2 separate regions of the Homo sapiens genome follow, and region 2 is linked to region 1. A link is a loop called in an ENCODE intact Hi-C map of the cell type or tissue named here. Cell type or tissue: PC-3. All regions are shown on one strand. Links, peaks and the distances in the headings refer to the core of each region. The heading gives the core; the rest is flanking DNA. Region 1 overlaps TMEM41B (transmembrane protein 41B). Region 2 overlaps IPO7 (importin 7).

The links. Peaks named below come from ENCODE experiments on the same cell type or tissue, not always from the same donor. Only the 100,000 strongest peaks of a DNase experiment are listed, where the experiment ranks them.
Region 2: a loop joins it to region 1, with 2.8 times the contacts of the local background. A loop is called at or near these places in 3 of 110 quality-filtered maps.

Annotation. Positions count from the first base shown.
Region 1 is chr11:9,278,166-9,283,546 of GRCh38, forward strand. TMEM41B (transmembrane protein 41B) reads right to left here. Exons shown (of 7, transcript NM_015012.4): 7 at 2,489-5,381. The coding sequence ends at 5,259. Among named protein-coding and RNA genes, the nearest start is that of TRL-CAA5-1, 5.6 kb to the left of the region's middle. In PC-3, for the core only: no CTCF peak of the experiment used is centred there; a DNase peak (open chromatin) is centred at 2,686.
Region 2 is chr11:9,405,275-9,410,655 of GRCh38, forward strand. It overlaps IPO7 (importin 7), which reads left to right. Exons shown (of 25, transcript NM_006391.3): 3 at 3,212-3,365; 4 at 4,654-4,812. Among named protein-coding and RNA genes, the nearest start is that of SNORA23, 21 kb to the right of the region's middle. In PC-3, for the core only: no CTCF peak of the experiment used is centred there; no DNase peak of the experiment used is centred there.

The DNA.
Region 1 (5,381 bases), core at 109-5,108:
CAGACTAAGTTTGTCCCAGATAAAGAAAAATAATAATGAGAATACTGAAAACTGCAATGAGATGTATCTTCTAAACATCTTAACTATGACCACCGAATGATTATCAGGAAAGCTTCAGCCCTTTTGATTATACACATTTTCAAAAAGCCAGAGAACTTTAAAAAGATTCCTTCATAAACAACTCATTGTATGTACTAGAAATATTTACTTGGCCAGGCGCGGTGGCTCACGCCTGTAATCCCAGCACTTTGGGAGGCTGAGGCGGGCGGATCACCTGAGGTCCGGAGTTCGTGACCAGCCTCAACATGGAGAAACCCCGTCTCTACTATAAAAATACAAAATTAGCCAGGCGTGGTGGTGCATGCCTGTAATCCCAGCTACTCGGGAGGCTGAGGCAGGAGAATTGCTTGAACCTGGGAGGCGGAGGTTGCGGTGAGCCGAGATCACGCCATTGCACTCCAGCCTGGGCAATGAGAGCGAAACTCCGTCTCAAAAAAAAAAAAAAAAGGAAATATTTACTTACCTCAACTATTTATTTAGCGACAAGGTCTCACACTGTTGCCCAGGCTGGAGTGCAGTGGTGCTCACTGCAAACTCCGCCTCCTGGTTTCAAGCAATTCTCCTGCCTCAGCCTCCTGAGTAGTTGGGACTACAGGCGTGAGCCACCACGTCCAGCTAATTTTTGTTATTTTTAGTAGAGACAGGGTTTCACCATGTTGGCCAGGCTGGTCTCAAACTCCTGACCTCAGGTAATCTGCCCATCTTGGCCTCCAAAAGTGCTGGGATTACAGTCCTGAGCCACTGTGCCCGGCCTTACCTAAACAATTTAAATTGCTTTAGAATCTTCAAAAGCCGGCTGGGCTTGGTGGCTCACGCCTGTAATCCCAACACTTTGGGAGGCCTAGGAGGGTGAATCACCTGAGGTCGGGAGTTCAGTCTGACCAACGTGGAGAAACCCCATTTCTATTAAAAATACAAAATTAGCTGAGTGTGGTGGGTGGCACGTGCCTGTAATCCCAACTACTCCGGAGGCTGAGGCAGGAGAATCGCTTGAACCTGGGAGGCAGAGGTTGCAGTGAGCCAAGATCGCACCGTTGCACTCCAGCCTGGGCAACGAAAGCGAAACTCTGTCTCCAAAAAAAAAAAAAAAAACCTCAAAAGCCAACAATTACAAGTTTTAAATATTTTAGCCAGGCACCGTGGCTCACGCCTGTAATCCCAGGACTTTGAGAGGCCGAGGCGGGCGGATCACGAAATCAGGAGATCGAGACGATCCTGGCTAACACGATGAAACCCCGTCTCTACTAAAAGTGCGAAAAACCAGCCGGGCAAGGTGGCAGGCGCGAGTCCCAGCTCCTCGGGAGGCTGAGGCAGGAGAATGGCGTGAACCCGGGAGGCGGAGTCTGCAATAAGCCGAGATGGCGCCACTGCACTCCAGCCTGGGCGACAGAGAGACACTCCACCTCAAAAAAACAATTTTTAAATATTTTGTTGTTTTTTTTTTTTTGATACAGTCTCGTACTCTCGCCCAGGCTGGAGTGCAGTGGCGCCATCTCGGCTCACTACAAGCTCCGCCTCCCGGGTTCATGCCATTCTCCTGCCTCAGCCTCCCTAGTAGCTGGGACTACAGGCGGCCGCCACCACACCGGGCTAATTTTTTGTATTTTTAGTAGAGACGGGGTTTCACCATGTTAGCCAGGATGGTCTCAATCTCCTGACCTTGTCTCCACCCGCCTCGGCCTCCCAAAGTGCTGGGATTACAGCCGTGAGCCACCGCGCCTGGCCTGTTTTGAGATGGAGTCTCACTTTGTCACCCAGGCTGTAGTACACTGGTGTGATGTTGGCTCACTACAACCTCTGCCTCCCGCGTTCAAGCGACTCTCCTGCCTCAGCCTCCCAAGTAGCTGGGATTACAGGTGCACACCACCACACCCAACTAATTTTTTATTTTTAGTAGAGACGGGGTTTCTCCATGTTGGCCAGGCTGGTCTCGAACTCCTGACCTCAGGTGATCCACCCACCTTGGCCTCTGGAAGTGCTAGGATTACAGGTGTGAGCTACCGTGCCCGGCCATTTCATTGTTCTTAGTGGTGAAAATGTACATCGAAATTTAAGAATATACTTTTATTCAACGAAGAGTTTGTTTTTAGTTTTTTGAGACAGAGTCTGGCTCTGTTGCCCAGGCTGGAATGCAGTGGCACAATTTCATCTCATGGCAACCTCCACCTTCTGGGTTCAAGCAATTCTTCTGCCTCAGCCTCCCAAGTAGCTAGGACTATAGGCGTGTGCCACCACACCTGGCTAATTTTTCATATGTTTAGTAGAGACGGGGTTTCACTGTGATGGCCAGGCTGGTCTTGAACTCCTGACTGCAGGTGATCCACCTGCTTCGACCTTCCAAAGTGCTGGGATTACAGGCGTGAGCCACCTTGCTCGGCCAGAGTTTTTTAATGTAAGTACTTCCATGAAATAAATCCCAAATGTGACATTTAGGTTTCTCCAATACAATTTATTATTATTACATTTTAGCTTGCATTTACTAAGTGTCATGGAAATATTATACTCAAAATAACAGAGCTCCAGAGAAAGACAGTTAACTAAGAAAGAACAGTTTCACTTTCTTAGCTTGTCAACTCCTAGTTAGCCTGCTTGCCTCCGCACCACAGATGCTTGTCTTCTTGTGGTTGTTACCACAAGCCAAAGCTTGAATTTACATGGGCATCAGGCCAAGTCTGTAAATCCGTGAAGACAGGCCATCAACTGCATTGAGGGTACAGCCTTGCTGAAGGGTCCTTTCTTGACAGTCAATGATGATGAATCTGGAAAAACTGTCTATTCTCTTAGGAGAAGAAAATATACCCCACCTAAAGTCGCAGCTACCATTAACAAAAAAAAAAATTAGCAAAGGGAAAGAATCAATGGTAAGGACAGTAAATATACTCTGAGAATAGAGTAAGTACAATTTACACACGCTGGAGTAAATAGTGAAGCTTCTACTGAGTTCTACTGAGTCTAAGCTCTTTTATTTTTAAAATTCTGATAAAAATTTACTCAATTACATTTTATACATTAATATTTAGTGAATTTGTCCAAAAAGGCTATGTTTAATTTATGTGTAAAAATAACAAAAGATGTATCAGTCAGTCTCTGGGCAATAAGAAAGGAAGAAAGCCTTGCTAGAAATAATAAATAATCTCACGCAAAAGGCCAGGTGACATAAGAATACTACAATAATCAATATGTTTTCTTTGTATTTACAATAAAATCCATCTGTTAACACTGTGATAGAAAAAATAATCAGTCCACATCATGTAATAAAAACAGGCTTTGAGGATGATTATACCTCTTATAATAAAAACATACAAGGATTTCTCACAGCTAAAGTACTTTTCAACTTTGACAACTAATAACAGTCATGGGTGAAGGTAAAACTGACAGAGTACTTTAGATCAGCTATGTCCTACAGTCAAGGAATCAAGGGCATTACCCATTTACCAAGCAGCAAAAAGCACTTTCATTTTTCCAGAACTATTTAAATACAGTAGTTGCCATGTGATCAGTTAATTTTACTTTGTGAGTTAGATAAAGTAAAGACTAAATTGGGAAACTGCAATAAGTAATCAAAAGTAGCTCCAAACAACAAAGCCATCAATAGAAACAAAAGGCATTTTTCTAGGTGTATCATGCATAAAAAGAATAATTACATAATATTATTAAATATATTCCTTAATGACCAGATTAATAAATGAGGTAAAATTTAGTCATTGGAACAAATAAACTATATTTAATCACTTGTGTTTTGCTGTCACTGTTTAAAATAATTAACTTAATGTCTAAAAACTACATACTCTTGAATGTTTGCTTTTTAGAGCCCCTTGTGGGATATTAAAGAGCCATAACAAATTATCTGAATATAAATTATCAATACCAGGCTGGGCACAGTGGCTCATGCCTGTAATCCCAGCACTTTGGGAGGTGGAAGTGGGCATATAGCCTGAGGTCAGGAGTTCAAGACCAGCCCGGCCAACATGGTGAAACCCCGTCTCTACTAAAAACACAAAAATTAGCTGGGCACGGTGGCACACACCTGTAATCCCAGCTACTCAGGAGGCTGGGCCAGGAGAATCGCTTGAACCCAGGAGGCGGAGTTTGCAGTGAGCCGAGATCACACCACGCACTCCACTCCAGCCTGGGCAACAGCAAGACTCCGTCTCAAAAAAAAAAAAAATTATCAATACCAAATATGATACAGTTATGTAATACCCATTTTGCATATGCACAGTGGAAATACTGTAAAAACTACAAGATGAAAGAAAACCGACTGGCCAGAACTTTAAATTTCAGACTAATCCATGATAAAAATCTAGATGATAAAAAACAAAAATAAAATTAACAAAATAGATAACTTGATATCCTTTCCATATTCAGTCGTCTACTAACATGCCATCTCCAAACAAATCCATTACCTCAAAAGAGGAAGAAAATGGGCCAGGCGCGGTGGCTCACGCCTGTAATCCCAGCACTTTGGGAGGCCAAGGCGGGCAGATCACGAGGTCAGGAGATCGAGACCATCCTGGCTAACACGGTGAAACCCCGTCTCTACTAAAAATACAAAAAAATTAGCTGGGCATGGTGGCGGGCGCCTGTAGTCCCAGCTACTCAGGAGGCTGAGACAGGAGAATGGCGTGAACCCAGGAGGTGGAGCTTGCAGTGAGTGGAGATCGCGCCACTGCACTCCAGCCTGGGCGGCAGAGCTAGACTCCGTCTCAAAACAGAAAAAAAAAAAAAAAAAAAAAGAGGAAGAAAATGTAAATCTCTTTTTAAGTTTTCCAGTTTATGCTCTGAAAAAAGCCTAACATTAACAAAACCTGCAACACTACTTTAAAAAATCTAGAATTTAAAAATATCTATTTTAGTTATTAAAGATAAAAAATATTCAATTAAATTGAATGAATTAGCTGGATCAACAATTTCCTACCACACTACTATTATCTACAGCTACCCTTGGTATAATAATTTATAAGATGTCTAAGATGTCTACCTTAACTATTGATAGCACTTTTCACAGTATACCAATTTCCATTTTTACTTTCTTCTCCCCTTGTCACTTAAATGTATTACTTTAACTATCTGATAGGAAATTTTATTTTACAAATTCCTTGTTTAATTACTGAAGAGGTGATTTTAAAACATAAATGGATGCACCTGTTAATCCTGAGATGGTGATGACAGCAAAACTAAAAATCAGATGATTATTTTTACTCAAATTTCTGCTTTAGTTTTTTTTGGAAGATGGCTGGCAGAATAGAAAGAACAGCCAAGATCATCAGAATAAATATTGAGTTCCAGGAAACAGCTTCTCCTGCTGTTGTAAGTTGATA
Region 2 (5,381 bases), core at 164-5,163, 130 kb after region 1:
CGCCATTCTCCTGCCTCAGCCTCCCGAGTAGCTGGGACTATAGGCGCCCGCCACCACGCCCGGCTAATTCTTTGTATTTTTAGTAGAGATGGGGTTTCACCGTGTTAGCCAGGATGGTCTCCATCTCCTGACCTCGTGATCTGCCCTGCCTCTGCCTCCCAAAGTGCTGGGATTACAGGCGTGAGCCACCGCCCCCGGCCCTCAGTAGCCTCATCTTGACTCACTGTAAACTCTGCCTCCCAGGCTCAAGCCATCCTCCCACCTCAGCCTCCTGAGTAGCTGGGACTGTAGGCACGTACCATCATGCCCTGATAATTGTTGTATTTTTTGTAGAGATGGCGTCCTGCCATATTGTCCAGGCTGGTCTCAAGCTTGTGAGCTCAAGTGATCTGCCTTCCTGGGCCTTCCAAAGTGCTAGGATTATGGGCGTGAGCCACCATGCCTGGCCATGACTTCTTTAAAAGCAAACAATTTTATGTAAATGACTGAACTCCCTGGTCAGCAGTAAATCTTTTTGTAAATATTTCTAATTTAATAGAAAAGGGTAATTTTTATTGTCTCCTTTCCCTCCCTTCCCTTCCTTTCTTCCTTCCCTTCCTCCTTTCCCTCCTTCTCTTCCTTCCTTTCCTGTCTTCCACAGGGTCTTGATCCTTGCCCAGGCCGGGGTGCAGTGACTCAGTTATAGCTCATTGAATCTTCAAACTTCTGGGCTCAAATAATCTTTCTACTTTAGCCTGCCAAACATCTGGGGCTGCAGGCATGTGTCACTACACCCATCTAATTATTTTATTTTGTAGAGATGGAATCTCACTATGTTGCTGAGGCTGGTCTTTTTTTTTTTTTTTTTTTTTTTTTTTTAGTAGAGACGGGGTCTCACTGTGTTTCCCCGGCTGGTTTCGGCTTCCAAAGTATTGAGCTTTACAGGCGTTAGCCACTATGGCTGGTCTTGAATTGCTGACCTCAAGTGATCCTCTCGCCTCAGCCTTCCAAAGTGCTGGGATCAAAGACGTGAGCCACTGTGCCTGGTCTTGTTTCTTTTTTATATATATTCAAGTCTCATTTATCTTTTACTAGTGAAGCTCACATTTTCCCGTTTTTAGATAAGAGTCTGCCTTTAAATCCAAATTTTTACTAAGAAGTTAAGTGTTTGACCTTTAGGAGTGATATTAATAAATTCTAGAGACTTGGTTATGTGTATTAGAAAAACAAATTACACTGGGAAATTGTTTTAGTGTGTACACAATTGGAAGGAGTTAAACTATGGAATTGGTCAAAAAATTTAAAATATCATTAATTTAAAAGTTATATACTTGGGGCTGGCCACGGTGGCTCACACCTGTAATCCCAGCACTTTGGAAGGCCGTAGATGGGGGATCATTTGAAGTCAGGAGTTCAAGACCAGCCTGGTCAACATGGTGAAACCCTGTCTCTACTAAAAATACAAAAAAATTAGCCGGGTGGTAGTGGCATGCACCTGTAATCCCAGCTACTCAGGAGGCTGAGGCAGGAGAATCGCTTGAGCCTGGGAGATGGAGGTTGTGGTGAGCTGAGATTGTGCCATTGTACTCCAGTCTGGGAAACAGAGTGAGACCCTTTCTCAAAAAAGAAAAAAAAATTATGTTCTTGGAATAATTGAATGAGATTTCTGTAGTGCATGGCATATGGTGGTTTCATCTGCTGGATTTCGAATGATTAGTTCATTCTGTCTTTGCTCAAGCATTCTGGCTAGAGTAGACTGAATCATGAGATCCTTACAGTGCAATTCCAAATTCTGTATTGTTGGGGCAAAAAATGTTTAAAATTCCGAATCACATAAGCATATATTCCATTCTTTACTTAGAATGGAAGTATTCAGAGGTTGCATCCAGAGACATTGGGACTGTTGTGTGGTCTTAGTATTGGTCTCTATTCTGTTTTGGAGAAAAAGAACCAAAATTCTGTAGTAGTAATAACCTGGACTTTGTTGGTCCTATTTGATTCTTTATTGTAGGTGTAGTTTATTTTAAAACCTTGGCTCACGCCTATAATCCCAGAACTTTGGGAGGCCGAAGTGGGTGGATCACGAGGTCAGGAGAGCGACACCATCCTGGCCAACATGGTGAAACCTTGTCTCTACTAAAAATACAAAAATTACCTGGGCATGGTGGTGCATGCCTGTAAACCCAGCTACTCGGGAGGCTGAGGCAAGGAGAATCGCTTGAACTAGGGAGTCAGAGGTTGCAGTGAGCCGAGATCGCACCACTGCACTCCAGCCTGGTGACAGAGCAAGACTCCATCTCATAAAAATACCTTGTTGAGGGGTATTTTAATATATAATCTTAATCTATTTGAATTACTATAATATGGAATATTTAATTCCTAAATTAAAGCAAACTAGAATATAAAAATCCTATTTCTGTCGGTTATCCTTGTTCAAATAAGTACAGGACTTGAGATAAGAATTGCTAATTAGAGAAGATCGAGTGTTTTGCAGAATTTAAGAATTAATTTTGGACAGTTTCCCTTTACAGTACATCTTACAGATTTGTGACTCTGTTCTCCCCCACTCTCTGAAAGTGCTGGGTAAAAAGCTTTGCTAGCAGCCTGGATTTTACCACTTCATCAGTTTGTTAACTTTTGTCAAATAGCAATGTGCAAAGGTAGCAGTATGATAACTGACAGAAAAATAGCAATCTGTAATTTCTGAACACAGTAAATTCTCCCATAACATAATTTGAATTTGAAGTGGTATGGGATTGAAATACTTAAATTTATAGATTAAGAACCTTTATATGCTATTATTTTTCTGTGATAAGAACTGGTTTTTTTATTACCTTTGTGTGATTAGTTGTAGAAGCTATGTTGGGATATGTATGATGGTTTTGTCTTTAGAGGCTTCATTTAGAAAACTGATTTGATTTAATTTAACTCTCCTGTAGAAAACAGGGTTAAAAGTGTTGTGACGTTAAAAAAAAACAGTTTTCTCTGGGGTTGTTTATTTGCAGAGTTTTCTTATGCTGTGTGATTCGTAATAACTTTGTGCTTGATTGCTGTAACAGTGTTCAATTTGTGCATTATCAACTTTAAAAATAATTGAATGTAGTATTTTGTTAATGAAAGCATAGCTTTACAAACGGTAGTGTGAAAGAAATACTTGAGGTATGGACACTTGTGGGATTTTCACAGTACTTTCACAGTAAACATTCTTTTGTCAAACTGATCTGTATTTTAGGTGTTATCTATCTGAAAAATATGATAACACAGTATTGGCCTGATCGAGAAACAGCACCAGGGGATATATCCCCTTATACTATTCCAGAAGAAGATCGCCATTGTATTCGAGAAAATATTGTAGAAGCCATTATCCATTCTCCTGAGCTCATCAGGTATGTATTTTTAAAATTTACCCATTTCTGCAGGTGTGTAACTTTCAGGGTTTTTTGTTTTTTGGTTTTTTTTTTTTTTTTTTTTTTTTTTGAGATGGACTTTCCCTCTGTGGCCAGGCTGGAGTGCAGTGGCACGATCCTTGCTCACTGCAGCCTCCGCCTCCCAGGTTCAAGCAATTCTCCTGCCTCTCAGCTCCACGAGTAGCTGGGATTACAGGCACATGGCACCACGCCCAGCTAATTTTTGTATTTTTAGTAGAGACAGGGTTTCACCATGTTGGCGAGGATGGTCTCGATTTCCTGACCTCGTGATCCAACTGCCTCGGCTTCCCAAAGTGCTGGGATTACAGGCGTGAACCACTGCACCCGGCTTTTCTGGGGGGCTTTTGGGGGCTTTTCAGAACATATAGGCCTGTTTTTTTTGTAGCAGAAAACTTACCCAACAGATGCTGTTGTAGGAGAATGCCTTAGTCATTTTTTTTTTTTTAAGATTGAGTCTTGTTCTGTCACCCAGGCTGGAGTGAGGTGGCGCAATCTCGGCTCGCTACAGCCTCTGACTCCTGGGATCAAGCAATCCTCCTGCCTCAGTCTCCCGAGTAGCTGGGATTACAGGCGTGCACCAGCATCCCTGGCTAATTTTTGTATTTTTAGTAGAGACGAGGTTTTACCATGTTGGCCACGCTGGTCTGGAACACCTGACCTCAAGTGATCCACCTGCCTAGGCCTCACAAAGTACTGTGATTACAGGTGTGAGCCACCATGCCTGGCCTGTAATTTGTTTTCTTACTACAGTTTGATTTCACATTGACGAAACCAAAAACTTCATATAAAACTTGTGGGCCGGGCACAGTGGCCTCAGCCCCCGGAGTAGCTGGGATTACAGGTGTGCACGACCAGGCCCAGCTAATTTTTGTGTTTTTAGTAGAGATGGGGTTTCACCATGTTGGCCAGGATGGTCTTGATCCCTTGACCTTGTGATCTTCCCGCCTGGGCCTCCCAAAGTGTTGGGATTACAGGTGTGAGCCACCGCACCCAGCCTAATTGATGTTCTCAAATGAAACTTGTTTATTGATGATAGGAATGAAAAATAAAACACCTGTATTTGTAACATTTGCTGGTTTTCGTTTGCTCAGTGACTTATTCTGAATCATATATATTCTGTGTACATCTAAAATCACTGGGTTATTTTGAAATTAGATTTTGTCTAAACAGCTATTTTCCTTTCTATGGGTTAGCAAAATCTTACCTAGTTAGGATTTTTTCCTTACTGTTTTTTTTTGGCTTCCAGGGTACAGCTTACTACATGCATTCATCACATCATCAAACATGATTATCCAAGCCGCTGGACTGCCATTGTGGACAAAATTGGCTTTTATCTTCAGTCCGATAACAGTGCTTGTTGGCTAGGAATTCTTCTTTGCCTTTATCAGCTTGTGAAAAATTATGAGTAAGTGTTTCTTTCAACTCCTATAGAGCTTTGAGAAGTAGGAAAAGTTGGGAAAATTTAAGCCAATTTGAACATGTAAAATTATATTTAGCATAGATAATAAAATTAGTGAATTATATGGTAATTTCAATTTATTATTTTCTTTTTGACATAGCATTCTAACTCCGCAGTTGCTTTTCTTTATTCTACTAAGAAACTCCTTGCACCCTTTTTTCTTAATCACCGTCTCTTTACCTATTCAAAAACTAAGTTGTCTCTAAAGACGGCCTCCTCAATGTGTGCTGATAAAAGTCCTTCAGGTAAGTTTTTCTAAAATGTGAAGGTGATCAGAATACATTGAGGATTAAAGCTCTTTATTACTTGTGGCTTTTTTTTCTGTGAATTTTTATCTTAATTTAGGCTCTTGATTAACTTCCTCTGATTCTTTAAGAAGAATTCATTGGAATTTCATGTGATCTTCTTTAATCAGTGTGTTTTGGGGGATTCACACTCACCTATTTCATTGTTGCATATTTAAGCAGATTATAGTTCATATAGGTCATTAGTATTAGAAAAAAAGATTTTAGGCC